Linked DNA regions of Homo sapiens: region 2 is linked to region 1. The links are chromatin loops, found by intact Hi-C in ENCODE. Cell type or tissue: mammary epithelial cell. All regions are shown on one strand. Each heading gives the region's core, and the rest is flanking DNA. Links, peaks and the distances in the headings are about the cores only.

Region 1 (14,999 bases), core at 2,401-10,400:
TTAGCAAAATGCAGAACCACAATAAGGTACCATATCCTACCCATTAGGATTTACTATTAAAAAAGTAGAAATTGCCGGGTGTGGTGGCTCATGCCTATAATCCCCGCACTTTGGGAGGCCGAGGCAGGAGGATTCCTTGAACCCAGGAGTTTGACAACTGGGCAACATAGTGAGACCCTGCGTCTACCAAGAAAAAAAAAGGGCAGAAAATAAGAAGTGTCGGTAAGGATATGTATGGAGAAATTGGAACCCTCATGCACTACTGGTGAGAATGTAACAGGCACAGCCACTGTAGAAATGATATGGTAGTTTCCAAAAAATTAAACAACAGAATTGGCCGGGCGCGGTGGCTCATGCCTGCAATCCCAGCACTTTGGGAAGCCGAGGCAGGCGGATCACCTGAGGTCAGCAGTTCAAGACCAGCCTGACCAACACGGTGAAACCCCATCTGTACAAAAAATACAAAAATTGCAGGGCGCGATGGCTCACGCCTGTAACCCCAGCACTTTGGGAGGCCGAGGCGGGCGAATCACCTGAGGTCGGGAGTTCAAGACCAGCCTGATCAATATGAAGAAACCCCATCTCTACTAAAAAAAAATACAAAATTAGGCCAGGCGCGGTGGCTCACGCCTGTAATCCCAGCACTTTGGGAGGCCGAGGCGGGTGGATCACGAGGTCAGGAGATCGAGACCATCCTGGCTAACACGGTGAAACCCTGTCTCTACTAAAAATACAAAAAATTAGCCGGGCGTGGTGGCAGGCGCCTGTAGTCCCAGCTACTCGGGAGGCTGAGGCAGGAGAATGGTGTGAACCCGGGAGGCGGAGCTTGCAGTGAGCTGAGATAGCGCCATTGCACTCCGGCCTGGGTGAAAGAGTGAGACTCTGTCTCAAAAAAAAAAAAATACAAAATTAGCTGGGCGTGGTGGCACATGCCTGTAATCCCAGCTACTCAGGAGGCTGAGGCAGGAGAATTGCTTGAACCTGGGAGGCAGAGGCTGCCGTGAGCCGAGATCGCGCCATTGCACTCCAGCCTGGGCAAGAAGAGCAAAACTCCACCTCAAAAAAAGAAAAAAAAAATCACAAAAATTAGCCGAGCATGGTGGTGCGCACCTGTAGTCCCAGCTACTCGGGAGGCTGAGGCAGGAGAACACTTGAACCCAGGATGTGAGCCGAGATCGCACCATTGCACTCCAGCCTGGGTGACAGAGTGAGACTCCATCTCAAAAAAAATAAAAAATTAAAATTAAAAATAAAATAAAAAACAGAATTACCATATGATACAGTAATTCCACTTCTGGGTATATAACCAAAAGAATTGAAATTAGGGTCTCAAAGAGATCTTTGCAAACCCATGTTCATTACAGCATTATTCACAGTAGCCCAAAGTAGAAGCAACCCGAGTGTCCATCAGCAAAGGACTGGATATATGAAATGTGGTGTCCGTACAACAGAATATTATTCAGCCTGGAAAATGAAGAAATTCTGACACATGCTATAACACGAATGAACCTTGAGGACATTATGCTAAAGCCATACACAAAAGAACAAATAGTGTATGATTCTTCCTAGATGAGGTGCTTAGTATAGTCAAATTCAGAGACAGAAAGTAGGATGGTGGTTGCCAGGGGCAACCTGAGCTAGCCTCAGAACAGGGCCATGGTGGTCCCCTCATGACATGGAAGTAAGGCCCAGCTGGGGGTCTGTGAGCCGCTGGCCAGAGCACTCAGGGACCTGATGCCAGAACCACTGCTCCCCCAGCTGCCAGACCCAGGGATCTGCTGACAGGTGGGGATGGGTGGGAGCTGTCAGGGAAGCTGGGGAAGGGAGGACAGGAGGTTTTGTTCAACAGGCACGGAGTATCAGTTTTGCAAGATGAAATGAGTGTGGAGATTGGCTGCACGACAATGTGAATAGACTTAACACTTAAAAATGGCTATGATGGGTGACCGGGCACAGTGGCGCACGCCTGTAACCCCAGCACTTTGGGAGGCCGAGGTGGCAGGATCACATGAGGCCAGGAGTTTGAGACCAGCCACGCCAACAAAGTGAAACCCTGTCTCTACCAAAAAATACAAAAAGTAGCTGGGCGCGGTAGCACATCTATAATCCAGGAGAACTGCTTGAACCCGGGAGACAGAGGTTGCAGTGAGCCAAGATCATGCCATTGCAGTCCAGCCTGGGCAACAGAGTGAGACTCTGTCTCAAAAAAAACACAAAACAAAACAAAACAAAAAAAACACAGCTAGGATGGTACATTTTATGTCACACATATTTTAGCATAACTAAAAAAAGGCAGAGAGATGAGAGGGCAAGGGTCTTGAGAAGACAGTGTGGGAGAGGGCAGCCAAACTTCTGAGGGAGGTGGGCAGGCAGGAAATCTCAGGGCAGAAGGGAGAGGAAGTTCCCGTCATGGGGCAGTAAGCACGGTCATCCAGGGTAGCAGGAGAGTCACGAATGGGAAAAAGGTGGAGGTGGTTTGGGTTTTGCAAAAGAGCCATGAGAAGAAACAGCAAGCAGAGATGATAGAAATGGGGATACCAAAGGCCTCGATCACCCAGTCATGCAGGGGTATGCCCAAGAAGACAGCAGATACCCTGACCTGGGCACCTGAAGAGACCCTCAGGGCACTCACTGGTTAGGGAAGAGATGCCAAGAGGGGCAGGGAGAGGAAACAAGTCCAGAGAGTCTGAGGCCTGGGGGTGAAACTTCAGTCACAGCAGGAGTGCCCCATCCATCTGTCTGTCCATCCATGTATCTGACCAGGCTGAGTGCCTTCAGAAGGCAGAGGCTCATCTTTCTGACTTATTAATGTGTGTGTGTCCCTAGTTCCAGGACAGCACCTGGCACACACCAGGTTTTGAGTGCATGTTATTGAATGAATGAGCAAGTGAATGAGTGAGTGGGGAACAAGCCAGTGGCCTCGGGTGGTAATGAGTCAGACAGAGGCAGGCACAGATGGTGGAGTGTGCCTCCGGGAAAGACTGCAGAGCCCCTGATGCACTGGGAGAGAAGGACGGGGGCCAAGAAACTGGGAGGGGGTGGGAGCAGGGGAGGCAGACAGACAGAGTTTGTTCCTCGAAGGACAGGTCTATGAGGCGAACTGGAGGTCCAGAAACTGCGCTTCCTCAGTCCACAGAGCATGAGGGGTACAGGGGACATGGCATGGGGTGATGGAGTCTGAAGTGTGGGAAGGGACATGTGTGTGCCAGAGGCCTGAGAGGGTGGGGGCATCAAGGGCCCTGGCACAATCTTGCTAGACCCGTGGCCAGACAGTGAGGTCGGGAAGGGGCAGCTGCAATACCAGCACACCTGGGAGTAGACAGTGGCATGGACCCAGGCAAGACGGCGGCTCAGGTGGTCCAGCTTTTCTGAGAAAACCTTCTGGCTCTTGGTCAACTCTGCAAGGATGTCCTTCCTCTGCCACCCAAGGGGAAAGGAGGACAATCAAGACATGGCCCCATACCCAGGTCCACCCTGATCCTGCAGGCAGCCTAGGAAGGGCCCTCTAGTGCCTGGAGCAGGCAAGGGATTGGGCTCCATTTTTCAAAACCTTCTTCTGCCACTGACCCTCTGGTGACCCTGAGCCAGCCTCAGAACAAGGCCATGGTGGTCCCCTCATGACATGGAAGTGAGGCCCAGCTGGGGGTCTGTGAGCCGCTGGCCAGAGCACCCAGGGACCTGATGCCAGAACCGCTGCTCCCCCAGCTGCCAGACCCAGGGATCTGCTGACAGGTCGGGGTGGGTGGGGGCTGTCAGGGAAGCTCAGCCTGGACACACTGGGCCCCACCTTCCTGGGCTAGGGCAGCTACAGCAGAGGGCTCCGGAGGGTGCAGTGGAGCCAGGCCCTGCTTCCTGCTGACTCTGCAAGTGGCCGAGGAAGCACTCAGGGTCAATGAATAATTGATGAGGAGAGTGGGTGTGCTTCAGCACTTATTGGGCCCAGGGGGTGGGGGGCACCTAGGCACAGGCCACACTGGTGATGGGTGCCAGGCCTTGCTGCCAGCCCCACTCTCACTGGCGTGCTATGGCCAGGGCTAGAGTGGGGATGAGAACTGCCAGGGCAGCCCCCAGAACCAGACTTCATCTGTGGTTACCTGTACGAGTAAGCAAGCTGCCCCTCACCAAGACTATGTGGGCCTTACCCTCTTGGGGCACCGGCGGAGCTTGTCCTCTGTGTCCCTCAGAGCCATAGCGTATTCATTGACATCATCGGAGACACCCACCATCTACACAGCATGGGACCACATGTCCAGAGTGCCCCTTGGGCACTTCATCCAGGCTTCTTCAGACCCAGTCTGGACCCCAGCCCTGCCAAGGTCCCAACCTTAGGCCCAGGGCGGTCCCATTCCCACAACAGTCAGCAGGTCAGACTGAGGCAGCAGGAGCAGAAACCAGCCTCGCTGAGGCATGTGCTCCCATGCACGGTCTTGAACAGGCAGCCCTGCGGGCCCATGTGCACACAGGAATACACACACAACCAAACACGCACAACACCCGCCACCCAATGCGGGGTCCAAGAGTGCACGACCTTGCCCAGCTGCTGGTGTACGCTGAGGTTGTACATCATGACCGCCCCATCCAGGACTTCCAGCAGCGAGTTCTCGGTGAGGGGCTGCTCAGGCTCCTCGGGGGGCCGCCCCAGCAGCAAGCCCTCATTCCAGTGGCTGCCTTCAACTGGGGAGTTGGGGAGGGAAGGGTCAAGGGTAGGGCCATCCCGGCTCTCCTGAGCCTGCCTCACAGCAGGAGAGGAAATCATCTCTCCCATTCCTGTGCCCAAGGAGGGACCCGCGGGGAGCCCATGGGGGCATGGGGGTAGGGGTGGAGTGCAGGGCAAGGCCTGCGGTGCCAGGACCTATTTCTGCGGCATTGATCTCCTGCCCTCGGAGTGTGCTTCCTGCACTCCTGGGATGCTGCCAGGCCACAGGGCTGGGAGGGCATGGGGTGTATTTTGGCTTTGCCCGGATCGGGGACTGTACACTGTGGAAGGGTCCTTCGGGGACCTGCCTGACCCCACCAAGCACCTACTGTCCTCACGGGTCCTCTGCTCCACGCTCAGCGTGCGGACCTTCACTTTCTCCGAGGTGCTCAGAGGCCGCCGTGGGGTCATGAGGCTCACAGCCGCTGTGCTGAGGAAGCGGTTGGCTCGGCCCAAAGTTGGAGAACTGAGCCAGCCGGGCCGGGGCAGGGGCAGTGGCCCCCCAACAGCCAGGGCCTGCATGGGGCGCTGCAGTGAAGAAAGGCGGCCAGGACCAGGGCTGGCTCAGGGTTCCCTTGGCCCACGGGGCTGCAGAATTGTGAGGGAGGGTCCATGCCTCCACCCACAGCAAGGCACCAGCCCAGTGAGAAACCCTTTGCCTGCATGGAGCGGGAAGTGGCCCTGGATGAGACCCCTGCCCATAAGATACAGGATAAGCCCAACACAAATCCCACCGCCTGCCCCCACTGCGGCACCTGGGCCATAGCTGGGGCTGGCTCCTCATCCTCATCTAGGTCATCCATGGCGGTTGACTGGAGCTCCAGTGGGTCGATCACAATGTTGGCTTTGGAAGCAAGGTCATCTGGGAGGAAGAGCAGGAGGGTTCTCAGGCCAGTGGTGGCGCAAGGGGCCACAGTGGAAGTGCCCAGGACGGTGAGAGAGCCCAGCACACTGGGCAGGAGGCCTTGCAGAGCCCGGTTTAGCACCGTATCTGCCCCTCGCCCCTCCGCCTCCTCCACCCAGCCTTCACTCTGCATCTCAAGGGCCCCGTCTAGCTGCCACTCAGTAACAGGAGGCCTTCCCCATCACACCCTTCTTTTTCATTTATTTTCAAATTGACTTTCTTTATTCTACATAGATGTAAGCCCATCATGCCCTTCCTGCTGGTCCCTGGCTTTGTTTCCCAGGACTTCCTGCTCTCCAGGGCCTCCCCCACTCTCTGACTACTCCATAAACAAAAGGAGATGCCAGGGCTGCTTCATTCTGGGCACTCCCAGTGGGAGCCAAGCCTCATCCCAGGCTCATCCCCACCACCGTGCTGACAACTGACCCCGCCTTCGCTGCCCCCCGCCCAGGCCTTGCTCCCCGCTAAACGCGCTGTGTCCAAACAGAATTTCTCATCTCCACCACCTCCTGCAGCCCCTCTCCCTGATGGCACCCCATCCACACAACCTCTGGCAGGAAGCCTGGGGTCATCCTGACTCCTCTCCTCCACCTGTGCCCTCCCCTACCTACCTGGGCAGGCCCTTATCTCCTGTGTGGGGACACCTGGGCTCCCTGTCTCTCAGCCCCTGCACTCCGGCGTATACACTGCGGCAGCCAGAGAGAGGTTCTGACAGCACAGACCCACCCTTGTGCCCGGCTCAGGGCCTTGCTCTCGCTGTGCCCTCAGCCCTGCACCGGGGCAGCTTGTGCTCATCCCTGAAGGCAGCTCCGGCAGCACCTGCACGCCCCATCCACACCTCACCAAGATCCCTGGTCCCCTGCCAGGCACGCCCGACCCCTATGGCGTGGGTGCTGGCGGGAAAGAGAAGCTGCCCAGATGTAGGGCAGGCAGATCAGTGTCTCCCTGCCTGAGTGGGTGGAAAGACTTGGGCACCCTCTGGTGGCCATAGGATGGCTCAGCATCCACAGCAGAGCAGGCTCAGGGACAGTCCCCCACCTGGCCCCAGAACTGCTCCCGGCCCACAGGCCTGTACACACCTTTGAGGGTCTTCCGCAGGTGCGAGAGGAGGCCCCCCAGGCGCTGCAGGTCAAAGTAGTCCACCTTGCCATTATAGAAGACCTGGGGCGGGATGTAGGCCTCTGCGAGGAATTGAGGAGGCTAGGCCAGTGGTCACGGCCCAGTAGGAAGACCCTCCCCACAGCCCTCCCCTCCAATCTGGCCTAGCACAGCCTGGGAATTCTGGCTTTGGCCACTCACCCATCCAGGCAGACAGAGAAACTGTCTCCTGGACCAAGAAACAGACCTCCCCTACCTCTTCTCCACCCCTGCCATTTCAGGTCAGAGCCAGCAGCTGCATAACTTGGGGTGATGGGGGTACTCATGGCAGCCGTTCACTCAGGAGAAGCAGAGAGGCCCAGCCCCAGTCCTGTGGGATATCCCCCAATCCAGGGCAGGTAAGGCTCCCACTGACCCTTGGGGACTCAAACACAGGGCCCCCCAGCACCCACCCAAGGCAGCCCTATAAAGGACGCACAGAGAAATGGGGGGGCAAGGACGGAAGAAAAGAGCCCACAATGGTAGGAGCCCGTGGGACAATCAGAGCAAACACAGGATCGGCAGGCCTGCGGTGCAGGGCTCCTGCTGCCCCAGTGGAGAAGCCGCCTGTGGCTGGGTAGGACTCAACCAGGCAGGATGCCGGGGACAACTCCCCACAGCCCACAGCCTCAGCTCAGCACTCTGCACTAACATTAGGGGCTGCCCTACGCCTGGCTCTGTCCAGCCTCACTGACCTGGGACCCCGGTGCCACTCACCCTCACTGAAGGAAGCATGAGGATTGGAAGCCTTGTATTCATCCCAATAGTAGCGCAGGGCAGAGATCAGCCGGTGTAAGAAGCAGACCATGTACTCAGGGGGGCAGAGCATGGGCATGTTCTGTGGACACCAGGCATGAAACATGCATTGGTGCCAGTCCAGTGCCTTGCCCATTCCTCATCCAAGGCCCTGCCTGAGGGTCGAGGGTTAAGCAGGGAGGGAAAAGCAGCAGAGAAAAGCTTGGGGCTAGGCAGGGATGAGGCAGTCCGAGAAGTGCCAGGTGCTGAGGGCATGGCATGTGTAGTGCAGCCGGGGATCCACAGTGGGCTGGCCTGGAGGACACCTACCCCCCGGCCACTGGCGTTCTCCTGCAGAAACTTGCGAAACTTGGTCAGGAAGATATACCTAGAAGCTTCACCCTTTGAGAGAGGGAAAAGTGAGGCTGTGCTGAGCTGAGAATGCAGGCCCAGACTGGGCTGGCTCAGTGCTGCACCTTCCCCCAGCCCCTGCCATGGGAACCAAACCCAGTTCCCACCCTCTGGGTCTTAAGGCCCAGTGCAGCATCCCTCCCCACAGGGCCCCACCCAGGGCTCCTGGGAGTCACTCACCCCATTGTCATCTTTATTGTCCAGCAGCAGCTTCAGGATCTGGACCTGTAGTTCTTCCACCACTGGAGGTCAGGTGAGGAACATGGCCCTCAGGCTCCAGGAGATGGGGGGCAGGTTTGGGCCAGGGCTCCACCACCAGGGTTCCCCAAGTCCCACCTAGACATGGGCACCTCCAAGCACCCTCATGTGCACACACACACCTCCCACCCTACCCCGTGCCCAAGGCGGGCTGACCTTCGATGCGCTTCCTGAGCCGCTGACAGCCCCGTTCGTAGGCTCGCCGCCGCAGCCGCTCCTCTGCGGTCTCCTCCTTCATCTCCGTGCTCTCTTTGCCCTAGGCAGGGGTAGCAGGTGGAATACAGCAGGGTCACCTGGGACCTAGCCAGGCCTCCTTCACTCAGAACACCCACACTCCATCTCCAGGGCTTCAGGGACCAGGGCCAGTGAAAAGGCCTCATGCTAGATGCCCAGTGGCCAGATGCCCAGGCCAGGGGCCTTGCCATGACCTCTGCCCATCCCACTTGGGGTGCACTCACCTCCCTACTGGAGCAGTGGGGCCACCAGGTGGTGGGAATGAGCTCCTGCAGGCCGGCCTCCTCCACACGCAGGGGGCTCTTGATGTAAAAGAAGACGACGGAGCGGAGCACGTCGAAGCTGGCGGGTGTCAAGGCAGGGCTCTGCTTGCCAAAGGGCACTCTGCACACCCTCAAGAGTCCTTCCCCAGGAGCCCATCCCTGGATGTGCCTACCACAGCTCTCCCACCACCACAGGGGCATGTTGCTGCTATGTGTCTGACCCCCAGGGCATGCTCCCTGACAAAAAGCTGTGGTGGTTAAGCCCACCAGCTCCAGTACCCAGCAGGTGCACGATAAGGGCTTGTCACAGGAACAGATGACTGTGGGACAAGCTGGAGAGAGGGACTGGTGGCCTTTTCTCAGGCCCCAACTCTGACCTCTGTGTCTCCCAGCTTTGTGTCTGCCTCCTGGAGGCTGGAAGACCCCAGACCAAGAAAACGGCTACAAGCTGAGGCTTCCCAGCCAGGGGCTCAAAGCTATGCTCTCACTCACTCATGCAGTTCCCAACAATTCTGGGAAGCAGGAAGAGCTGCCTCCTTAAAGATCTTGCAGGAATCCCCACTGTGGAACATGAACAAAAGTGCTGGGCTGTGGCCGAAGAGGGCAGGCCCTGTGGCCCCTCCCACACCTCTGCGTAGCCCGAGTCTGCAGTCATTCAGAACCCCCTGGCTAGGCTGGCTGGCCAGGCTCAGTCCTTTGCTCTCTCGTCCTTGCTCTGTAGAGAAAATGCCACGTTGGGCAGCTCTGGTCCTCCTGATGCTCCCAGGGGACCCCTGGCCTGATGACACTCCCCTTCCTGGCCTCTGCTGAGTCCAGAGGGCACCCCATGTCTGGCCTGCCAGGCAGCAAGGAAAGGATACAGGACATTGCTAAGCAGAAACTTGCGGGACTTCTCATGCCTCAGGATGGCGATAGTGAGCCGCAGGTAATGGATCTGTGGAGAGGGGGCGTTCAGAGTGGACAGGCGAGTCCCAGGGGGCTCAGGGCAGGGGTAGGGGCTCCCACCTGTAGGCCCAGGTCTGGGACAATGGGTGAGAATCGGTACAGCCGAAGCAGAGACATCATCAACTGCTTGAGGCAATCTTGTACCTCGTAGTCCTGGGGGAAGAGATGCCAAGGCAGCCATGACTGGGGCCTTTTCCAAGATTCTCCCCGTATCTTCCCGACCCCAGTGAAGACTGACAGCCAGGCCTGAGGCCTGAGGTCAGGAGCCTCACCTCCATGAAGAGCCACAAGAGGTCCAGGACCTGGTGCACCACGGACTGTGCCTGTGTGGGTGTGCCCTTCTCCACGATGCCCAGCAAGAAGCTCATGAGCACAGCCTCCACCAGATACACCTTGCGCTGCACCAAGGCCAGGCACTGGTGAGGTGGTGGCCTTCCACTCTGGTCAAGGCACCCCTGCCCTGGCACATGGCCAAGGCACAAGCCTCAGGCACAGAGCCTTGAGCCACTCGAGCAACACCAAACATAGATGACCCCTTCCGGGGTCTGACTGAGGGACAAGAAGGCCATTGCCCCACGGCTCCTCTAAGGCTTGGCACACGCAGTTTCCTTGGCCTGGGATGTTATTATCCTTCAGTCTTCTTTCCAGGACATCCCCTGATGCCCTTGGTTGGCAATGTCCCTGTTTCCCTAGGGGACTGACTGAGGTCTGAGGGCCCTGGTCACATGGGGCCCTCGCCAGGTGATGCTGTGGGACCTCAGCACTGCAGCCCTCAGTGAGGGCACATCTACCACGGGCGTGTCTAGCATGGCCTGTCTCCTCCCCTCCCATGCCCCTCCCAATGCCGCTCACCAGAAGCGGTGCAAAGTGATGGAAGATGTGGGCCAGTGTGAGGAGGACGGTGGGCTGGCCCCGCAACCGCCACTTGGAGCTCTCCTTGTCCAACAGCCGCCCCTCCTGTGTGGAGGGGGAGGAGGGAGAAGTGTGAGGGGCAGGAGGCTGTGGAAGCCCCCCACCCCGCCTGGCCCAGACCCCAGCTCACCACAGGGTCCAGCTCCACACTCAGCACTGCCCGGAAGCAGCCCAGCAACCTCTGTGCCCGCACCAGGTCAGCACTCGGTGGGTCCTGCAGGGGCCGGTAGCCTGCCACTGGGTAGGTGCCAGAGTTAAGCCAGCAACGCCTTATCTGTGGCTCAGACATGCCTACTCCCTCTCCACTGCCCACCCCCCACCCCGGGGCCTGGGCTCTAGGGCAGGGCTGGTTTGCATCACAACTTGCCCACTTATTCTCCCTAGGGAGGATGCTTCACATTCCTCATCTGTTCAGTGGAGACAAGGGCACCCAACCAACCAGGCTGCTGCGAGGAAAGTTTTCTTCGACACTCTACATGGCCCCCCACTAACTCTGCAGCAGCCAGGGCCTGCCACCAGCCCATGGCACCCCTGGGGTAGGGAGCCCCTCATCCCAGCCTCCCCAAGAGCTTCTGAGCAGCCCACAGCCATCTTCACAAAATGATATCGCAGAGGACGGCTGCCAAAGTTGAAGGCCACGGACTCCTTGAAAGAGAGGCTGATGGCTGGGAAGTAGGCCATACCCAGGCCCCTGGACAGGTTCTCAAAGGCAGTGCCCAGTGATACACCGTTCCTGGGGAGAAGGGTGGGTCTGTGAGCCAGTGCTAAGCATGTGGCTGCCCACCCTCAGGCTATCAAACTCAGTCTGGCCCCTTACAGGGCCCAGGAAACTGGGGGCAGTCTGGGGAGGCCCCAGGGGCCAGGCCTGTGCATAGAGATAGGAAACTCACAGGCAGAAGGACAGAGTGCCATCATCCAGGTCAATCAGGCAGCTCACGATGTCCCCCGCTGCCCACGCCTGCCATGAGAGGAGGCCTCACCAGATGCACAGAAGCCCAGCAGCCTGCTGACTCTGAACCCCAGCTGCGTTTCCAGAACCACCCAAGGGAGACTAGCCACAAGGACAAAGGACCTGGGTCCCTGACCCTTCCCTGGTGCCCTGTAGTCCCTTATGGCTGCCCAGTGGCTCCAAATAAGCTGTAGTAACAGTCATGGGGCGGATGACCCACAGGGGCTTGGCTCTCACCTTGCCATAATTCGTTGTGGTCACATTCCACTTGCGCACGCGGTTGCCATCATAGGCATAGGAGTTGTGTGTATCTCCAACCCCCTCCTAGGGAGGAAATGCCTATGAGGTCCCTGGTGAGGCAGGCAGGGTCTGGGCCAGAGCCCACCAATCACCAGCCTTGGATGCATATGGCTCTACAGAAGGGAACAGATGATCTGAGGGAAAGAGTAAGAGGTATTCTCTGAGCTGGGGTGCCTGGGATTGGGTGGGACACGTTTCTTCTCCAGAGGGCAGTCCAGGTTAGTTAGGGTCCTAGGCAGTTCTGAGGGGATCTGGAGACCTGATGAGGCCTGTGGCAGGAGAAGCTCTCCCTGGGCCCAGGGAGGGGTCCCCTCCCCAACGTGTACCTCCTGGTTGAAGCGGCAGCTGATGGTGCACCAGCCGATCTGCATGAGCCCCTGGGAGGAGATGAGGACCTCGTAGAGCCATTTCCCTGGAAAGAGCTGAGTTAGGGCCACGAGGTGGACAAAGACTGCCTCTTGCCTCATGCCTGGGCCCTTAAACTTTCTCCTCACTACCTAGGCCACAGCAGGGTAAGGTCTCACCTTTGTACACGCATGTGGTAGAGCGGATGGTGCCAAAGTTGCTGTGTCCAATCACCTGGGTGAAGAAGAGGGGTGGTGGGCTAGCTCCCAGGCACACAGAGCATCTCCCCAAGGGAAAAAGACCCCATCCCCAACTGAGCCAGCCCTGGTGGTATTTGCCTGTGGCGGCCAACACTGCACTGTGCCTGAGGACGGTGGGAGCGGGTAGGCTTGTATCAGGAAGGATCCTGGGCCAAGGCAGGATGAGAGAGGGACTCAGGGCTGTGCTGGGAAGGGCTGGGGGCTGAGTCCACATCAAGACTGTTTCAGGGCTTTAGTGGGAGAGTTTGAGGACTGAGAACACAATGGTCTGGGGCCACGTCAGGACAAGTTTTGGCTGCAGCCCCATCAGATGAGTAGAGAGACTAGGGCCACATCAGGAGGAGCCTGGGGCTATGTCAGAAGGGGCTGGACCTGGGTCTCCACACCTCACCCTCACTCACCCCCAGCAGGTCATCATCCACCAGGAGAAGCCCCTCAAAGCCGCCTGTGTGGTCCAGGACCACAGTGGATGGGCCAAGCCGCCCTTCAACCTGTCCTGAAAAGAGGAGAGGTGGGGTCAGGCAGGGTGGAGCATTTGACAGGATGCATAGGGTGTCCTGAGCTCACCAGACGTCTCCAGGCCCGCTACGTCCCAGCTCTGCACCTCCCAACCCCACTCCAGAGGTGGCCACATACCCTGGCTTTCCTCCTCCTCATTGTCCACCTGTAGCAACTGGTCCAAATGTTCTGGCAGGTTCTGGAAGTTCAGGGGTTTCCTGGGGAGAGTGAGAGGCTGCCAGGGGTCCACAAGTCCTTGAAATCAGCCAGATGACACTAAATCCCATCCTTTCCCCTGAGCTCACAGGGGGGCTGCCTAGACTCCAGAAAAAGGGCTGTGCCTAGTCCTAGACTCTGGCATGCAGGAGGTCAGAAGGCCGAATTCTCCACTAAACTCAAAAGTATAACCAGTCCAGGCCGGGTGTGGTGGCCCATGCCTGTAATCCCAGCACTTTGGGAGGCCGAGGCGGGCAGATCACCTGAGGTCAGGAGTTCGAGACCAGCCTGGCCACATGGTGAAACCCCATCCCTACTAAAAATACAAAAATTAGCTGAGTGTGGTGGCGCATGCGTATAATCCCAGCTACTCGGGAGACAGAGGCAGGAGAATAGCTTGAACCTTGGTGGGGCAGAGGTTGTAGTAAGCCAAGATCGTGTCATTGTACTTCAGCCCGGGCAACAAGAGTAAGACTCTGTCTCAAAAAAAAAAAAAAAAAAAGTATGTGGCCAGGTGCGGTGGCTCATGCCTGTAATCCCAGCACTTTGGGAGGCTGAGGCGGGCAGATCACGAGGTCAGTAGTTCAAGACCAGCCTGGCCAACATGGTGAAATTGCGACTCTACTAAAAATGCTGGGCGCGGTGGCATGTGCCTGTAATACCAGCTACTTGGGAGGCGGAGGCAGGAGAATTGCTTGAACCTGGGAGGCGGAGGTTGCAGTGAGCCATGATCGTGCCACTGCACTCTAGTCTGGGTGACAGAGCAAGACTCTGTCTCAAAAAAAAAAAAAAAAAGTAGCCCTCTCTAAGTCTTAATTCCTTCATCTGTAAAAACAGAATAGTGACTTATGTTAGAGATGCTGTGAAGAGCCCAGGGAATAACAAGTGCTGTCTGCATAGCACATAACCTGTCCGCTCTCAAAGGTGGCTGTGCTGATGATGTCTGGAAGAAGAAGGCTGGGAGAAATGCTGGTTCCCAAAGTGGTCAGTACCAAGGCCACCTAGTCCAACCCTTGCCCCTAGGCCTGTGGTTCCTTTGGGGCAGATTCCAGTCTCGCCACCACCCAGCCAGGGGAGTCTGTGTTGAATGGGACATGTTCTGGAAGTATGAAAGGCTCAGCCCTCTGAGCTGCTGGATGGCTCTGTCCTGTACCCGCCAGTCCATAAATGGTCAGCGGAGCACATGACCCACCTACCCGAGCCAAAGGAGTTGGGAAAAATCTGTCTGGGTGGCCCCCTCATCCTCTCAACACACAGGCCTAGAGGGAAAAGGGTACTGTCTAATGCCAGTCAGTGCTGTCCTGAGCTCAGCTGCTAAGAATAGCAGGGAGTGAGGTGGTGGTAACCAGCAGGACTCAGGCAGAACAGAGGCCCATTACACACCTGGCTGCCCACAGGGTGCCACCACCTGCTCTTCCACCTTTAATGCCAGTTCTTACCCCACTCATCCACACAGACAGAAAGCTCTGGAAGGGGACAAAGGTTGGACAAGCACCCTGACAAAGTAGCCACTACCCAGGCTCAGGGATCACATATTCCCCAGTGTAAGCCACTCCCAGCCCTGAGCTGTAGGAGCAGAGATGCACAAAGGCCCCTCCCCACTGCTGCTCTGTCCCAGGCCAAGGCCAGGTGGTGGCTATGCAGTCGGGGTGCTCAGCTAGTAGCATAGAAGGCTAAAGCCAACCCCATCTCTGAATACCCCAGTGGGCCCAAGGATAAAGGAGCCTTCCTCAAAAGCAGTTACAGGCCAAGCATGGTGGCTCACACCTGTAGTCTCAGCACTTTGGGAGGCTGAGGTGGGAGAATCACTTGAGCCCAGGGGTTTGAGACCAGCCTGGGTGACACAGTAAGACCCTGTCTCTTAAAAAAAAAAAATTAGCTGGGTGCTGTGGCATGTGCTTGTGGTCCCAGCTATGTGGGAGGCTGAGGTGGGAGG
Region 2 (14,999 bases), core at 4,553-12,552, 490 kb before region 1:
TTTCTGGGTATACACCCAAAATAATAAAAAACAGAGGCTGGGAGAGAGATTTGTACACCCATGTTCATAGCAGCATTATTCACAATAGCCAAAAGGCAGATGTAACCATTCATCAATAGATGAATAAATAAACAAAGTGTGGAATATATACAATGGAATATTATTCAACCTTAAAAAGGAAGGAGATTCTGCCATATGCTACACATGAATAAACCTTGAAGACATGATGCTAAGTGAAATAAGCCAGTTGCAAAAAGACAAAGACTTCATGGACCCACACATCTGAGGCACTTAGAGCAGTCACATTCATAGAGATGGAAAGTAGAATGGTGGATGCCAGGAGCCGGGGGAAGGCAGGAATGGGGGGTTATTTTTTCATGGGTACAGAGTTACAGTTTTACAAGAGGAAAGGAGTTCTGGAGATGAACAGTTGCGGTGGTTGTACAACATTATGAATGTACTTAACACCACCAAACTATACACCGGCAAGTGGCTGAGATAGTAAACTTTATGATACATGTATTTTTAAAACTGGCAAAAAATCCCTACAAACATATAGCAACAAATAGTTTTCCCTTTGCTTCAAGCCCCAATATATCTTAGCATGCCTCTGTTTGATCCTCTGTTGGATTTTGATATTTCATTCATTGTGGGGTTTTGCATTCATTTGATTTTTAAAAATATTATCCTAATATTATTTACCTTGGTTACTAAATTTTTTGGCATCGCCTTAAATGTTGCACCCAAGGTGAGTGTGCCTCACTTCCCTCACCCTAATCCCAGCCCTGCAATTATGTTCCTGCCTCGAGGGCTTCCAAGACTCTCCATCACCTTCTGAGAAAGCCCAGGCCCTCCGACTGGCTTTGGGCACCTGTCCACGTCTCTCCTCCCCTGCTCTTGCTCCACTGAACTCCTGTGGCCATAAGCCCATGTTTCTGGGGCTGGTAGACACTACGGTCCCTGCCAGAATGAGCCTCCACCTCAAAACTCCCTCTTGATCCAAGACTGTCCCAGTGAATATTTTCCACAGCTCCTCTCTCCTCAACTCCCGTGAAAAGCCATGAGTTGGTCCCATACCCCCAAGAGTGCCCCACCTTGTCAGGCCAGGTACTTCTTCCTGGGAGGGGCCATCTTCCCACTTCATGCCCAACCCAGCACTGGGCACTTAATAAATGCCCATGACTTGTGATAATTAAGTCCTCCACCAAGAAAGGACAGCTGGAGCCTGATGCAAAGGTTTATTGCTGAGTCTGTGCGTCTAGCTGAGGGGAGTGCAAATTGTGCCCCGGCCTTGCCAGACGGAAGCTCCTTGTCCCCGACTGCAGCACAGGCCCTGGCCTGTGGACATAAGCAAAGATTTGGTGCTGGATGAGGAAGGAGGGAGCAGGGATGTGGGGACATGGGCCTTTGTCCCTGATAGTTCAGCCATGGCTCTCAGCTTCCCCTGCCAGGGAACCCTGAATGGAAGGGGCAAGAGAAGCTGCTGGTAGGGACAAGAGGGTCACCCAGGTTTGCTTGTAACCCCACCTGAGGTAGACCCTTTTGGGCACAGCCAGGGCCTTTGTCCTATCCTGAATCCTCTGGGCTGATCCAAGGGAGCTGGACTCTGTCCCCAGCCACCCCTCAGGACAGCCCAGCTATTGGCCATAGCTGGTGTCAACAGTACCCTCCCTTAACCCCTTAACACACCATCCTGTTGTCCAACCAGCCCAGGGTACTGTGTGTGGGTGGGGAAGTGGTGTGTGGATCTGCTGTCCAAGGACACAGGGAGCAGATCCTGCTGGAGAAGGCTGGAGGTTGCTCTGAGCCTAGTATTTGGGGAAGGGTCCTGCTGTGTCTCACTCTGGCACCCAAGGGCCCCCAGGTCTGCCCCCTCCCCACTAATTTATTTATGTGGGGGCCACACAGGCCAGAGCTAGCTTGGACTTTGGACCCTTTGGAGGCTGCTGGGAGGGACAGTCACTGGCTCTGGGTAGACAGGTGTCAAACTTGTCACATGGAGGTGGCAGGGTGAGCAGCTGGCCTGTGTGTGGGAGGGATATTCCCTGTCCTTGATGAAATACTGGGAGGGAGGGCTGTTTGCTGAGCCCAGGCCCACCAGGTGAGTCGTGGGCCCCCAGGGGCAGGAGAGCTGCGGGAGATTGGTCAGTTGGGCACTGCTGAGTCACCGTGAGCTTCAGCTGCCCCAAGTCCTGCCCGTTCCTAGCTGGGGCTGGCTGCTGTGAGTCCTAGAGGCCAGTGCAGCCGGGCGGTGAAGGGCAGGGCTTGGGGTTGGGGGCATGAGGCGCTGGGATACTGTGGGAGGTATGGGGGAGGGTCCGCGCCTCAAGGCTAGCAGGGCTCAGAGCTTTGGTGAGGTGGCAGGTTGGGGCCAGGGAGTCCCAGGGGGCTGATAGGGTCCTGGGGTTTGGGGCTGCAAGGCAGCTAGGGCTACCAGGTCTCAGGGTGACTGACACGCATGAATTCAGGCACCTGTGAAAAGGAAACCCAGTCAGCATCCCTGAGACCCAAAATAAATGGGTTTAGGCATTGTGTGTGGTGGGGCGGCCCTGGAAGCTGTGACACCTGAGGTCTTGGGGCGGGGCCAAAAGAAATTCAATGGGTGGGACTTGTGGGGTGGGGCGGGGCCTCTGTCGGTGGGGTGGAGCCTGAGGAGCTGGGGTGGGGCCTGGAGGCAGTAGGCTCCAGGATTTGGGGGTGAGGCTCCAGGGCCGTGGTGTGGGGTGGGGAGCTGGACGGGGCTGGGGTATTGAGGCAAGAGCCTGGAGAGGGCAGCGACCTACCTCAGAAGAGGCCACAGTCTTTGAGGTTCTCCTTGATGATGATGTCGGTGACAGCGTCGAAGACAAATTTGACGTTCTGCGTGTCGGTGGCGCACGTCATGTGGGAATAGATCTCCTTCACGTCGCGCCGCATGTTGAGCTCGAGGAACTGCACCTTGATGTAGTTGCCGGCGTCCTCGTAGGTGTTGGGTCCTGCGGGGGCGGGAGCTCTCACTCTGCTCAGCCCTTCCTTCCCCGTGCGGGGGGTGCGCGCCGCGATCGTGGGGCGGGGGCGCCGCCTGGCGGCCTTGCGGACTTCTCACCATCGTAGTCCGGGAAACAGATGCTGAGGTGCGCCTTCTTGATCTTCTCGAAGAAGACGTCCTTCTTGTTAAGGAAGAGCACGATGGACGTCGTGGCGAAGTAGCGGTGGTTGCAGATGCTGTTGAACAGGTGCAGGCTCTCGTGCATGCGGTTCTGAGGAGGGCAGCAGCTGTTGGGCACCCGGGGTAGCGTCCGACCCGCAGCACCTGCTCTCTGGGCTCCCGGGCACGCGGGGCTTCCCGCTCAGCTGGCTCTCAGAGGGCTCCCCGCACTGCCCCAGATGGGCCTGCTGAACGCCTCCGGGCCTCCTCAGGCCGCCCGGGACAGGCATCCCCTCCCGTGCCCTCCCCCAGCCCAGCGCGCGGTCTCCGCCTCCAGGGACCAGCAGCTCCTCCTCGCCCCCCTGGAACACAGGCCCTGCCTGGCACGCACCACTTCGTCGTCCTCCACTAGCACCATGTCGTAGGCGCTCAGCGCCGCGATGAAGATGATGCAGGTCACGCCCTCGAAGCAGTGGATCCACTTCTTGCGCTCCGAGCGCTGCCCGCCCACATCGAACATCCTGCGGGGCCGCGGGGGCCTGAACCTGCGCCCCGGGCCCCACAGGCAACATCCCTTCGCCCTGTGCTGGTCGGGGAGCTCTCGGCCGGGACTACCACCCTTTCTGCTGGCGGGGTATCAGGGAAGGGGCAGGGTCTATCGCAGGGATGGGGTCCCCGGGGCAGGACGGGGCCTGGGGCAGTGACCTCCTGGGCTAGCGTATGGGTCGTACCGGAAGTTGAGATCCTTGAAGGAGAACTGCGTCTCGATGATGCCAGTGGTCTTGACTCGCGAGCGCAGCACGTCCTGCTCGGTGGGCACGTAGCCCGGGGTTACCAGGCGCTCCAGGTCGGAGAGGTAGCTGCGCGAGACCCGGCCGTAGGTGGGTGGGGAGGCGTGGAGGGCCCCCTGCGCCCCGCGCCCCGCGCCCCGCGCTGCCCGCGCGCTCACTAGCCCGCCGAGTCGTTGAGCTGGTACTCCGAGGCGCGCTCAAAACAGGCCTGGATACCGGAGTCCTTCCACAGCCGCTGGATGATGTCCGACATCTCCTTGGGCATCGTGCCCTCCTCGATAGTGTCTGCCATGTGCATCAGCTTCCGGGCGTCGTCCTGGGGGCAGGGTGAGAGTGGCTGGTGGCGGCCAGGGACTCGGGCCCAGCCGCGAGCCTCGAGTCCCCAGAGGCCCGCTCAGCCCGCCTCCTGGCACACCTGGCGTGCAGAGTCTCCGTACTGGATGTTGAGTGTGGTCATGGCGCGTACGATGGCCAGGATGGACTGCAACGTGTTGCCGTAGATGATGGCGATAAACTCGAGGCACTCTTCCAGCGAGTACCCGTCCTGGTGGATAATCCTGAGGCCGAGGAGAGCAGAATCAGCGCCTCGTGGGGAAGTGGGGAAGGACCCAGACCCAGGGGCCTCGGGACAGGCAGGGGCACTCACTTCATCTGCTTGACGATGGTGCTCTTCCCGGACTCACCGGCACCTGAAAGAGACGCGGCGCCTCAGAGCTGCGCTGACCAGCCTGCCCCCTCCAGCAAGGAGGCCAGGAGGACGGGGACCTCCCGAGTTGGCAGGGTGGACCCGCAGCGAAGAGGCCTGAGCGCCAGCCCCGACCCCGTAGCCACACCTACCCCCCCATCCAAATTAAGTCCTGACATCCTGAAGTCACAAGGTTTGCAAATGCCAGGAAAGTGAAGAAAGGAAGCCAACGAGGGGACTCAACGACCTCAACTGTTCTGGGACAGGGGAGTCCCCAAGACCCCGGCACAGGCAGCCTTTATTATGCTGTGAGACTGCAATGAAGAAATCCCGGAGCGTCATCGCCACCTCGTGGGAGCCTCTGGTACCGCAAGCACTGGGTTATTTGAGGCGGGTAAACCCCTTGCATTTCACCTGAAGGGGTGCAGGTGTCTCCAGGAGGCTCAGAGGGAATTAGCTCTTTTGGGTAGGAGGGAGGGCAGAGTTGACATCCTTTCTGAGCTTGCCCCTGCGAGGGCGTTGGGCACAGTTAATGAGATTTCCGGCTTAGCCTCTCTGCCTTGGGGGAAAGTGGGACTGGCTTGGTCCCTCACCCACCTCCAGCTGGTTGACCAGACCCTGGGGAGCTTGGGTGGAGCCCCTCTTGAAGCTGCTTTTTCCCCTTGAGAGGTCAGGCAGTGACCTTGAGGCAGGCCTGGATCAGCCCCATCTCTCCTCAGTGCCCATGGTCCAGTGGACGCGGCTTTATCTACTCCCACTGGGCCTCAGTACCCGCCAGCCCCTCTGGCTGCTTTGTAGGTCTATCAGCCACAGCCCTCTGGCACCTGAGGGCCATTCGTTGTGGATCTGGGTGGTCCTAGAGGCTCCCCACTCCCAGGAGGACTATGGCCATCCCCTTCCCAAAGTAGCAGCCCAATAACGGGCTCCCAGTGAGGCTCCTGGCTTCTGAGCATTGCCTAGCAGGCGTATCAAACCAAAGGCTGCATGAAGCTTGCGGGAACCCAGCCACGGAAAAGTCGGCATCACACACCCGTGCAAGAGTGTGGTTGGCACGCACTTCTGGGGAGGGTGGGTCACCTGAGGCAGAGCCGTCTGGAGAGGGGCTTTGTGGGATGTCCAGCCCTGGGGGACTAGGACACCACCTGTCAGGCCTGGCCTTGCTTGGCCAGGGCTCCCACCCTGTGCCCTACTCTGTCACAGGCTCATACTGCTTCCCAGGGAATCCTTGCTTCACAGAAGGGCTGCCTGCCTGCCTCCAGACCAATGACCTGGTGGCAGTGGCCCCACCTGGGCCCACACCCCTACCCAGAAGCAGCAGCTTCACGGTTCGAGCATCCTTCTCAGCGTCCTCTTTCAGCTTCTTTTCCAGCTCCCTGGAGTGCTTCTCCTCAGCACTGGCCCCAGCCCCCATGGTCCCAGCAGCAGGCGAAGGGACAGAGTGAGCAGGTGGTTCTTCTGGATGGAGGGGATCCCCAGAACCTGGCCTCCCAGGCACCCTTCTGGCCCCAGGAGGACCTGCAATCAACTGGCTCTCTACGGACCTGTGCAATCCCTGGTGGGGCTGCTTAGTGGGATTTGGGGGCTAGGGGTGTCCAAGAGCCAATCAGAGACAAGGACAGGTGAATCCAGCTCAGCCCCCCCAACCCTTCTAATCGGGCTGGCATAGCCCCAATCCCTCAACCGCTGACTCTGCACTCCGGCTGTCCTTCTGTCCCCGCAACCCTCCAGGAGAGGCCCTGGCACTGCCTGGGAGTGGGGAGACATGTTCAGTAGGGTCAGGGCTGAGAAAGGGGAAGGCAGAACCTTGAGCCCTGGGGGTGAGGACAATGGAGGTGGGGCTGGCAGTGAGAGGGCATAATTGGGAGAAACATGCCTGCTGCCTGCCCGGCACCAGGCTCAGCACCACTCCTTATCTTGTTGTAAGCTCACACTGGCCCTGGAGTATGGATGCCCATATCATCAGCCTCATTTTACTGATGAGGAAGTAAAGGCTGAAAGGGTCACACAGTAGGAAGTGGTTAAGAAGGGCTGGTGACTCTGGACTGGGATTTTATGACCTGCAGGGAATCCAGAGAGAGGGAAACAGTGGGCATTGCATTCATCCCATATCACAGGCTGGAGCTGCCCCAAGGAGGTCCTCTGCTTCCAGCGGACTGTGGTGGGCATGCATATCTGCTCTGTGTGCCTCGGTGTATGTGTCTTTTTTTTTTTTTTTTCTGAGATGGAGTCTCGCTCTGTTGCTCAGGCTGGAGTGCAGTGGCGCAATCTCAGCTCACTGCAAGCTCCACCTCCCAGGTTCACGCCATTCTCCTGCCTCAGCCTCCTGAGTAGCTGGGACAACAGGTGCCCGCCACTACGTCGGGCTACTTTTTTTGTATTTTAGTAAAGACAGGGTTTCACCGTGTTAGCCAGGATGGTCTCAGTCTCCTGACCTCGTGATCTGCCCGCCTCGGCCTCCCAAAGTGCTGGGATTACAGGCATGAGCCACCGTGCCTGGCCTTTTTTTTTTTTTTTTTTTTTTTTTTTTGAGACAGAGTTTCACTCTGTTGCCAGGCTTGAGTGCTGTGACACGATCTTGGCTCACTGCAACCTTCAACTCCCTGGTTTAAGCTTCTCCCACCTCAGCCTCCCAAGTAGCTGGGATTACGGGCATGTGCCACCATACCCAGCTAATTTTTTGTGTATTTTTAGTAGAGACGGGGTTTCACCATGTTGGTCAGGATGGTCTCGATCTCCTGACCTTGTGATCCACCCACCTCGGCCTCCCAAAGTGCTGGGATTCAGGTGTGAGCCACCTCGCCCGGCCATGGGTGTGTCTTTTGCTGGCACCAAGCGAGCAATAACTTGACACATTTGTGCATGAATACCTGTGTGTACATGTGTGCCTGCATGTTTATGCCTTTGTGAGTGCATGTGCTCTTATAGGAATCACGTGCCTGTGCGCATGCTTATGTATGTGTGCACATGTATACACATGTGTATGCATGTGTGAATATGCTTTGTGTATTCTCTTCATGCACACATAGGCTTGTGTGTTTTGCAGTTTGTGTAGGTTTGCATGTGTGCACTTGCTTATACGCAGGGGTGTAAACATGCCTGTTTGTACCTGAGCATATGTGTGCCTGTGCATGTCCATCTCTGCCTGTGTATGACTGTGTGTGTGCATGCATGCTTGCAGGCGCCTGTGCCTATATGTACACTTGAATTTGGGTGCAACAAAGTCTCTAATCTGCAGAAGTGGCCAGGCTCTTCCAGAGAATGTTTTGCAGGCCTGTTGCCAGGTGGAGAAATTGCATCCCAGAGCAGGTGTAGTGTTCCCTGGGGTATGGAGGAATGGGGCTCACCTATCCTGCTCCTGCTCTGTCTGCTGTGGGTGCTCTGAGGCCTGCCTAAGATTATCTCCAGGGCCTGCCTGCCTCAGCTTAGGGGGTCTGGTGCTCTGTTCAGGTGCAGGGCTCACTGCCGGGCAGAAATTGTTCAGGTTGAGCTCCCAGGTTCTAGAGACTTCCCACCCTCAACTTCCATAGGAAAACCCAAATCTTGGGCTCTCAAAGGCTCCTCCAGGCACCCTGAGCCTCCTGGCTGGACTCTTCCCTGGAACCTGGCTGCCTTTCAGCACTCAACTCTGCCACAGACTCAAGAGACCACAAGGGGGTGCCGGGGCACCAGACACTGAGCACTAACGGCTGTCTCTAAATAGTATGCGTGGGAAGTGAATGCTGGCTCCTACCACAGGCTGGCAGCTTCTACACCCACCCTGTTGGATGATGGGGATCTGTCCAGGAGTGAGGCCGTTGCATTTCTGCCACTTTCAGCCTTCAGGCTCCACCCACCCTCCCTGACCCTGAGGAGTGAGTGGGCCCTGAGGGGTCTCTACAGCCCTTCGCACTACCCAAGTGTTTGGGGTGGTGCAGCAGCCCAGGTTTGTCAAACTAAATGTGGTTTCTACATGTTGGGTTTCTTTAAATGGAGCCAATCTACTCCCTTCCCAGCCCCCCACCTGGCTCCCCAGGCCCACCACGTGTGGCTCTAAATCCCCTGACCAAGGAGAGAAGCCAAAGTCTAGTCCCAGAGCCAGTGTTTATTAGCAAGATGGAACCCAAAGGCGGCTGTGGCCTGGGCAGCAGAAGGCCACCAGGAGCCCCCACCCATCTACCCAACTGCCCCCCAGAGCTAATTACATCCACACCCATCCCCTGAAGTGGTGGACATAAGGGAGCCCTGGGGAGCCTCTACCGGCCCCAGGCCTCTACCACGGACCCCCTCCCCTCAGAGCTGGGGCCTCCCGTCAGCTCTGCCTGGGCCTGGCCCCTCTGCTATGCTCCCAGCCTCTGAGTCAAAGTGGCACAGGGAAAGCTAAGGAGGTAGAGTGGGGTGGCCCTGCCCTGGCCAGGCGGGGAGGGGAGAAGGGGCTGAAGAGGCTGTCCCACCCAGGCAGGATGCCTCTTCTCCTATCCCCAATAAATAGAGAATAAATACCCAGGAAGGGGCTGGTCGTGGCTGAGTGCCCCCAACCCAGGCAGGGGCTGGCATCCTGTGATGGCCCCTTCTTCCCTTCTCTGTGTGCTCTTGAGGCCACCCCAGTCTCCAAAGTGGTCCTCGCATCCATGTCTATGCCACAGCACAGGCTGACAACACACATCAGAAAAGGTGGACAGTCCGTGCCCCATCCGAGTAGGGCTTGCTCCCTCCCTTTGTCCTGTAGATCTTGGCGGAGGCTGTCCAGCAGGTAGACTTCCAGCTGAGTCTGGGGACTGTGTGGTCCTGGCCTGGCCCCACCAACTGGCTGGGCCTGGTTAGGCAGGCTCTGTTTTCTGCCGTCTCTGACCAGCATGGGTCTAAGTTTTGGAGGATGCTGCCACTGAGGCAGGCTATATTCAACCCACCAATAAATACTGTCTTTGCAGGGGCAGGGTGTGTATAGAATATAGATATTTTATATATATATATATATATATATATCTTTTATATTAAAAGGGACAAGGGCTAGGCTGGCCCATGGCAGGCACAGGCAGCTGGCCTCATGTGTCCGGAGGGTGGTGCCGGCGGTTCCGGGGCTTTTTCTGGTCCTGGGGCTCAGGAGACCGGGGTGCCCCTGGAGCCTCCCTGGGGCTGGGGGGCACATGGCGCCAGTAACCCTGGCAGTACTGGTGGATGAGGCCCACTTCTGGCTGGGCCAGCAGCTGGGCTAACTCCTGGTAAGGAGGCGTTGGGGGGCCTGCGCCTGGGGGTGGCGGGGCGCTCATGGACAGTGGTGGGAAGAGGGCAGCATGGACGGCGTCCCGGCCCAGTACATGCAGCTGCACTCGTGTGACGACGTGCTTAAAGTTGTTCTCAGTGGCTGTGCAGGAGTAGAGGCCACGATCGCTGAGCTGCAGTGCACGGAGCAACAAGCCCTGCTCTGTGCGCAGGAAGCGGTCCTCTGCACGAATCTGCAGGGGCAAGGAGAGGGGGTTCAGAGGCTCTGTGACCACCCTATGGCCCTAGCCAGCAACCAGATCAGACCACCTTTGTGGCCATTCCGTGTAGAGGCACCCATGTGGGATTTCCATATGCCAGAAAAACCACATGAAGTTTCTACATAATGAGAGATATTTGAATAAGGCATCTGTACAGATTTCCATTTCAGGAGTGATGACCATAAGGAGGTTCTGTACAATGAGGAAAATTTGAAGCACACACAGAATTCCTTTTTTTTTTTTTTTTTTTTTTTTGAGACAAGGTCTGGCTCTGTCGCCTAGGCTAGAATGCAGTTGAATGATCTCGGTTTACTGCAACCTCTGCCTCCCAGGCTCAAGCCATCCTCCCACCTTAGCCTCCCAAGTAGCTGGGACCACATGCATGACTATGCCCAGCTAATTTTTGTATTTTTGGTAGAGAGAGGGTTTCACCATGTTGCCCAGGCTGGTCTCGAACCCCTGACCTCAAGCAATTTGCCTGTCTTGGCTTCCCAAAGTGTTGGGGTTACAGGTGTGAGCCACCACGTCCAGCCAGAATTTCCATTTAACGAGAATATCCAATTGGGATAACCACATAGAATTTCCACATAAACAGGGACACCTGTAGGGCATTTTCATAAAATGAGGGCCCCATAGAATTTCCACATACTGGAGCTCACTCACATGATGTTTTTGTAGAAGGTACACCCCCAATGTGGTATGCATATGGAATTTTCATGTGAACAGGCATACCCAGAAACACTTTCCATAGAATGAGGCCAATCCCAGGGAGTTTCCATGTAACTGTTTTCACTCAAAGGATTTGCATGTAGGGAAGGGAGCTTGGAAGGGGTTTCACAGCATGAGAGTTGCTCCAGATCACTCCTCTACTACATTTCACCACTGTGCAAGGACTCACATCCACGGTGCAGCACCGGGCGCAGGAACTCACCTCTCGGCGCCGGTCACCAGGATCTCGCTGGAACAGCCACTTAACAGTGGCTTGGGGCGAGCGGGGCTGGCACTCAAGGAAGGCTGCGCTGCCGGCCACGCCATACTGCACAGACTCCACGGCATTCTTGTTGGCTTTAGAGTGAGAGGGGTTGAGCAAAAGCAGCATCACCTCCGGGCAGCCTGCTGACTGCTTCGGGGCAGGCACCGAGGGGCACCCACTCACCAATGTAGTGCTCTGTGTTGATGGGGCAACTAGGGACATCCCATCTCCATTAGCCCCCACCCTCCATTAGCCATCAGAGCACCCTTACAGTGGGGGCCCTGTGAGCAGCTTCGTGGGCTGCGTGGACTTCTGCAGTGTGAGCAGCACCCCACAGTGAGGCCCAGCATACTCACCATTGGAGTTGAACCCACGGCACTGCCTGATGGGGTTTCCGTGCCGGACGTCCTGCCGGCGGCTCCGCCTGGATGAGGATAGCCCCTGAAGGAGTGCTCCCAGGAAGCTTGCCCCCCCAGGTCCCTGTATCTCCCTGACTCCAGGGCAGGGCCCTTTTTCCCCAGGGCAGTGATGTCTTACCCATAAGACTCCCCTAGGGTAATATCACATGCACCCCGGGTAATATCACATGCACCCCCAATCCCCTAGGATAGGGCCCTGGGACTGGTTGCTAAAATTCTAGGTGTCTAGGGGTCCACACCTCTTGGAGGATGCTGTATAGCGGGAGCAGGCCTGGCCATCCCAGGCACAGTAAGGGTCCCGGGCAAGGCAGCAGTCAGCACAGGCAGCCCCATACGCCTGGCAGCGGTGCAGGCTCAGGTGTGTGACACCCACGGCTGACGCCACGTAGAGTTGTTGCTGGGGCAAAGGGTAGGGCCTTGTCAGTTCCTGTCCCATAGCCAGCCCCACCAACAGCCAGCTAGGCTGGGCTCCTCTCCCCTGTTCCATGCCTCAGTTTACCCATCCCTGTGCCAAGGGCATGACCCTGAGGGGATGCAGGCCCTGTCCCCAACCTTGGCTCACCTCGCCAAAGGCTTACCCTCTTAGAAGAGATGGTCATGGTCTTGACGGGTGCTGGATCCTAGAAAAAGATAAAGATCAGCTTGGGATGCCAGGGACCCCCTCCCTGCCCTGACCTAGAGGTCTCAGGTCAGAGGCTGGGACTGGGGGGAGGGTAAAGGTGGGGAGGTCAGGACTGGGTGGTGTCACACCCACCTTGAAGACCTCCACCTCCTCCAGCATGAGCTCCTCCAACTCCTGGTCATCCTTGGGCAGCACAATGACCTTCTGCACTGTCCCGCGGTCTGGAACGGGCCGGGCAGGGCCTCAGTGGGGCTGGGGATGCTGGGGAAGGGGTACCAGCCTCAGCCCCTTCCCCCACCAGGGCCCAAACCCCCCTAGGGCATTGGAGCTGGAGCTTTGTGCCAAGGTGGAAGAGTTTCCCCAGGTCAAAGGGGACTGGCCCAGGACATAGGGGGTCATGGCCATGGTCTGCCCCCACCAACCCAGACCCTGATTTTGGGCCCTGCTGAGAACAGGACACTGGGGCATGCATTCTCCTGTGTTTGGGCTGCTGGAACTGTAGGGGGTGCACTGTGGCATGTGTGTGCACACACGAGCATGTGTATGGCCTCTGTATCCTGGAGGTGCCTACCATCTGTCTCCACCCCTTTCCTGCCATACATACATAAGTCCCCAGATGCCCAGTGTCCCTGTTCTCCTGGGCCCCTGGGGATGGAAGTGGGAATGGGGTTTTCTCACCCCTAGCCTCTGTTATCCCATCAATAGGGAGAAGGCACCAAAGGATGAGGATGAAGAAGTGACTCTGATGAGCTTGCAGCAAGCCCTAGCAGGGCAAGCCCCAGCCCCAAGGATCTGCACCCCGCACCCGGTGGGCCCAGCGTGGGAGAGGCCGGGAGCAGCAGTGGGTACCTGTGCCCAGGAAAAGCACCTCATAGCGCCCGTCGGCTGCATCCACCTGGTCCACGGCAATAGTGGTAAGGCGGTAGGGAGCACCTGTGCGGACTACCAGGGGCCGCCGCTGCAGAGGGTACACGGCCTGGTACATGAGTGGGTGGCTGCGCATGAAGTTGATCACCTCATCAGGATAATCCTTGGTGGACTTCATAGATGGCGTGAAGGTTCCACCAGGGCACTGTGGACAGGTGGCGAGTGTCAGTCCCAGGCTGCCTGGGCAGGGCAGGCTGGAGCCATTAGCTTCAGAAGAGGCCGCTGCACTGTCTGTCCCCACTACCTCAACCTGCTCCTCTCCCCAAACCCGCTCTCCAAGTTTCTGCCCTGCACCTGACCTCTACAGGTCCTGCTCTGGCCAAGGTCCCAGGTGGCCAAATGCCACAGCCACCTCCCTGGCCTCAGGTGCCATGACCTCGTGGCAGCATTTGGCCAAGCGGACCACTCCCTTCCATGTCCCCCTCCCCACCCCTGTCATCTCCTTCCTCTCTGGTTGTTCCTAGGGTCTCACCCGTCTCCCTCCTGCACAGCTGGACTGCAGGCCCCGACGTCCTTGTCACACACCAGGCTCACTCTCCTCCTTCCTGAAGCTGTCCCCTGAACCTGGGCTCAGCCTGCCCCCCGTCATGGCCAGCTTACCTCTGGCCCATCCTTCTGACTCCAGGTTACCTCTGGAGGGAAGCTTCCCCTGTCCCCCACTGAGACCAGCTTCTCCAGCCCAGTCCTGACTACATGGAGTCAGAACTGCATTGGACCAGATCCGCTGCTCTCCTGCTTAGGCTCCCACATCAGCCGGTGTCACATCAAGATAAAGTGACATGCCTCTGTGACCTCTGAGACCCTGCCTGAGGCCTGGCCCTGCCCCTCCCCAGCTCTTTGCCTCCTGTTCCTCAGCTGAGCCAACCTCCAGCCTGCCTCCAGCACCTGCAGGGAAGACGCTTCCCCCCAACCTTCAGCTCCCAAACAGCCCCACAGAGGACCCTCTGAGGAGCAGCCGACCACGCCCAACCCACCATCTTTGTCCCAGAATCCCATCTGGGCTCCTCCACAGCTTGACACTGTGTGTGAAGGCCCGTCTGTGTGTGCATTACAGCTCACCGCCTCCGCTGGCTGGGAGGGCCATGATGGTGGGGCCCATGTTGCAAAGAGCCTGACCCAGAGGCCTCTTAGAAGAAGAGAAAGGGGAGAGGCAGGATGAGTGGGGTCCTTACCGTGCCCGGCCGTGGGTAGGGCATCTTCCCTGAGAAGGGCATCCACTGGTAGTTGGGCCCCTCTTTGTGGGCAAAGGGCCCGTTGAAGACCATGCGAATATCAGCCATGGAGTAGACACACACGGCAGAGCCTCGGAACACGGAGCTGTGGGCATGGCAGGCGCTGCTGAGCAGGACAGACCCTCCACCTAGGGCCCCTCCCCAAACTGCCCCCTCCCCACAGCTCGCCACCGGGCTGGGGTTCTCCACGAGTTACAATCCCCCAACGGGGCCACTCCCTGCCACTGCTGGCCCTGACCCCAGCCTCACCCAGAGGAGGTAAAGACAGCGTAAATGACAGGGTTCCTCACGTCCTGGGTCTGCTGGACAAACACGTCCTCTGGGGACAGAGGGAGAAGGTGTTGGAGGGTGCCATGGGCGGGAGCCCCTGGGCCCCACCCACTCCTGCACAGGGGAGGGGGCCCACCAAAGGCACCCTGATCGCCCATCCCGCCTCTATCCCTCTTGCTGTAGCCAGAGCACCCTGCCTGCCTGCTGGGCACTCACGGAGCTCATCAAAGTGAGTCTCAATGCCATCCTCGCCCGGGACAGAGCAGACGAGCCGCGCCTTCAGGAATGTGCTCCACTTGTTGACCAGGCAACAGTGACCACCGTCATCGTTCTGGGGGGTGGGGCAAGAGGCCGGGTCAGATCAGCTCTTGACCCCAAGCCCTGGCTGGAGCAGGGCTGATGAAGCCAGAACTGGTGGAAGGGGCAGCCTGGTGGCTCTGCCAATGCATACCAGGCAAATGCGCCCGATGCGGGCGTACACCGCGGGGCTCTGC

Evidence for each region. Hi-C counts contacts between places; a loop is a spot of excess contacts. Peaks named below come from ENCODE experiments on the same cell type or tissue, not always from the same donor. Only the 100,000 strongest peaks of a DNase experiment are listed, where the experiment ranks them.
Region 2: a loop joins it to region 1, with 6 times the contacts of the local background. A loop is called at or near these places in 4 of 110 quality-filtered maps.

The regions. Positions count from the first base shown.
Region 1 is chr3:49,695,209-49,710,207 of GRCh38, reverse strand. RNF123 (ring finger protein 123) reads right to left here. Exons shown (of 39, transcript NM_022064.5): 4 at 12,986-13,065; 5 at 12,751-12,845; 6 at 12,269-12,323; 7 at 12,071-12,156; 8 at 11,682-11,768; 9 at 11,386-11,453; 10 at 11,103-11,228; 11 at 10,626-10,740; 12 at 10,436-10,540; 13 at 9,856-9,981; 14 at 9,644-9,736; 15 at 9,499-9,572; 16 at 8,600-8,717; 17 at 8,298-8,397; 9 more. Among named protein-coding and RNA genes, the nearest start is that of RNF123, 13 kb to the right of the region's middle. RefSeq lists a silencer at 6,358-6,652. In mammary epithelial cell, for the core only: CTCF peaks have their summits at 6,581 (motif pointing left) and 8,630 (motif pointing right); no DNase peak of the experiment used is centred there.
Region 2 is chr3:50,182,741-50,197,739 of GRCh38, reverse strand. SEMA3F (semaphorin 3F) reads right to left here. Exons shown (of 19, transcript NM_004186.5): 9 at 14,957-14,999; 10 at 14,722-14,836; 11 at 14,485-14,554; 12 at 14,176-14,320; 13 at 12,926-13,148; 14 at 12,209-12,297; 15 at 12,033-12,074; 16 at 11,694-11,851; 17 at 11,392-11,459; 18 at 10,994-11,127; 19 at 8,665-10,035. The coding sequence ends at 9,625. GNAT1 (G protein subunit alpha transducin 1) reads right to left here and starts at 6,130. Exons shown (of 9, transcript NM_144499.3): 1 at 5,909-6,130; 2 at 4,565-4,607; 3 at 4,334-4,475; 4 at 4,077-4,234; 5 at 3,859-3,987; 6 at 3,519-3,648; 7 at 3,086-3,239; 8 at 2,784-2,975; 9 at 44-2,472. The coding sequence starts at 6,014. The coding sequence ends at 2,785. RefSeq lists enhancers at 2,241-2,772, 2,825-3,340, 3,329-3,388, 3,341-3,857, 3,858-4,374 and a silencer at 2,959-3,018. In mammary epithelial cell, for the core only: CTCF peaks have their summits at 4,957 (motif pointing left) and 8,251 (motif pointing right); a DNase peak (open chromatin) is centred at 8,259.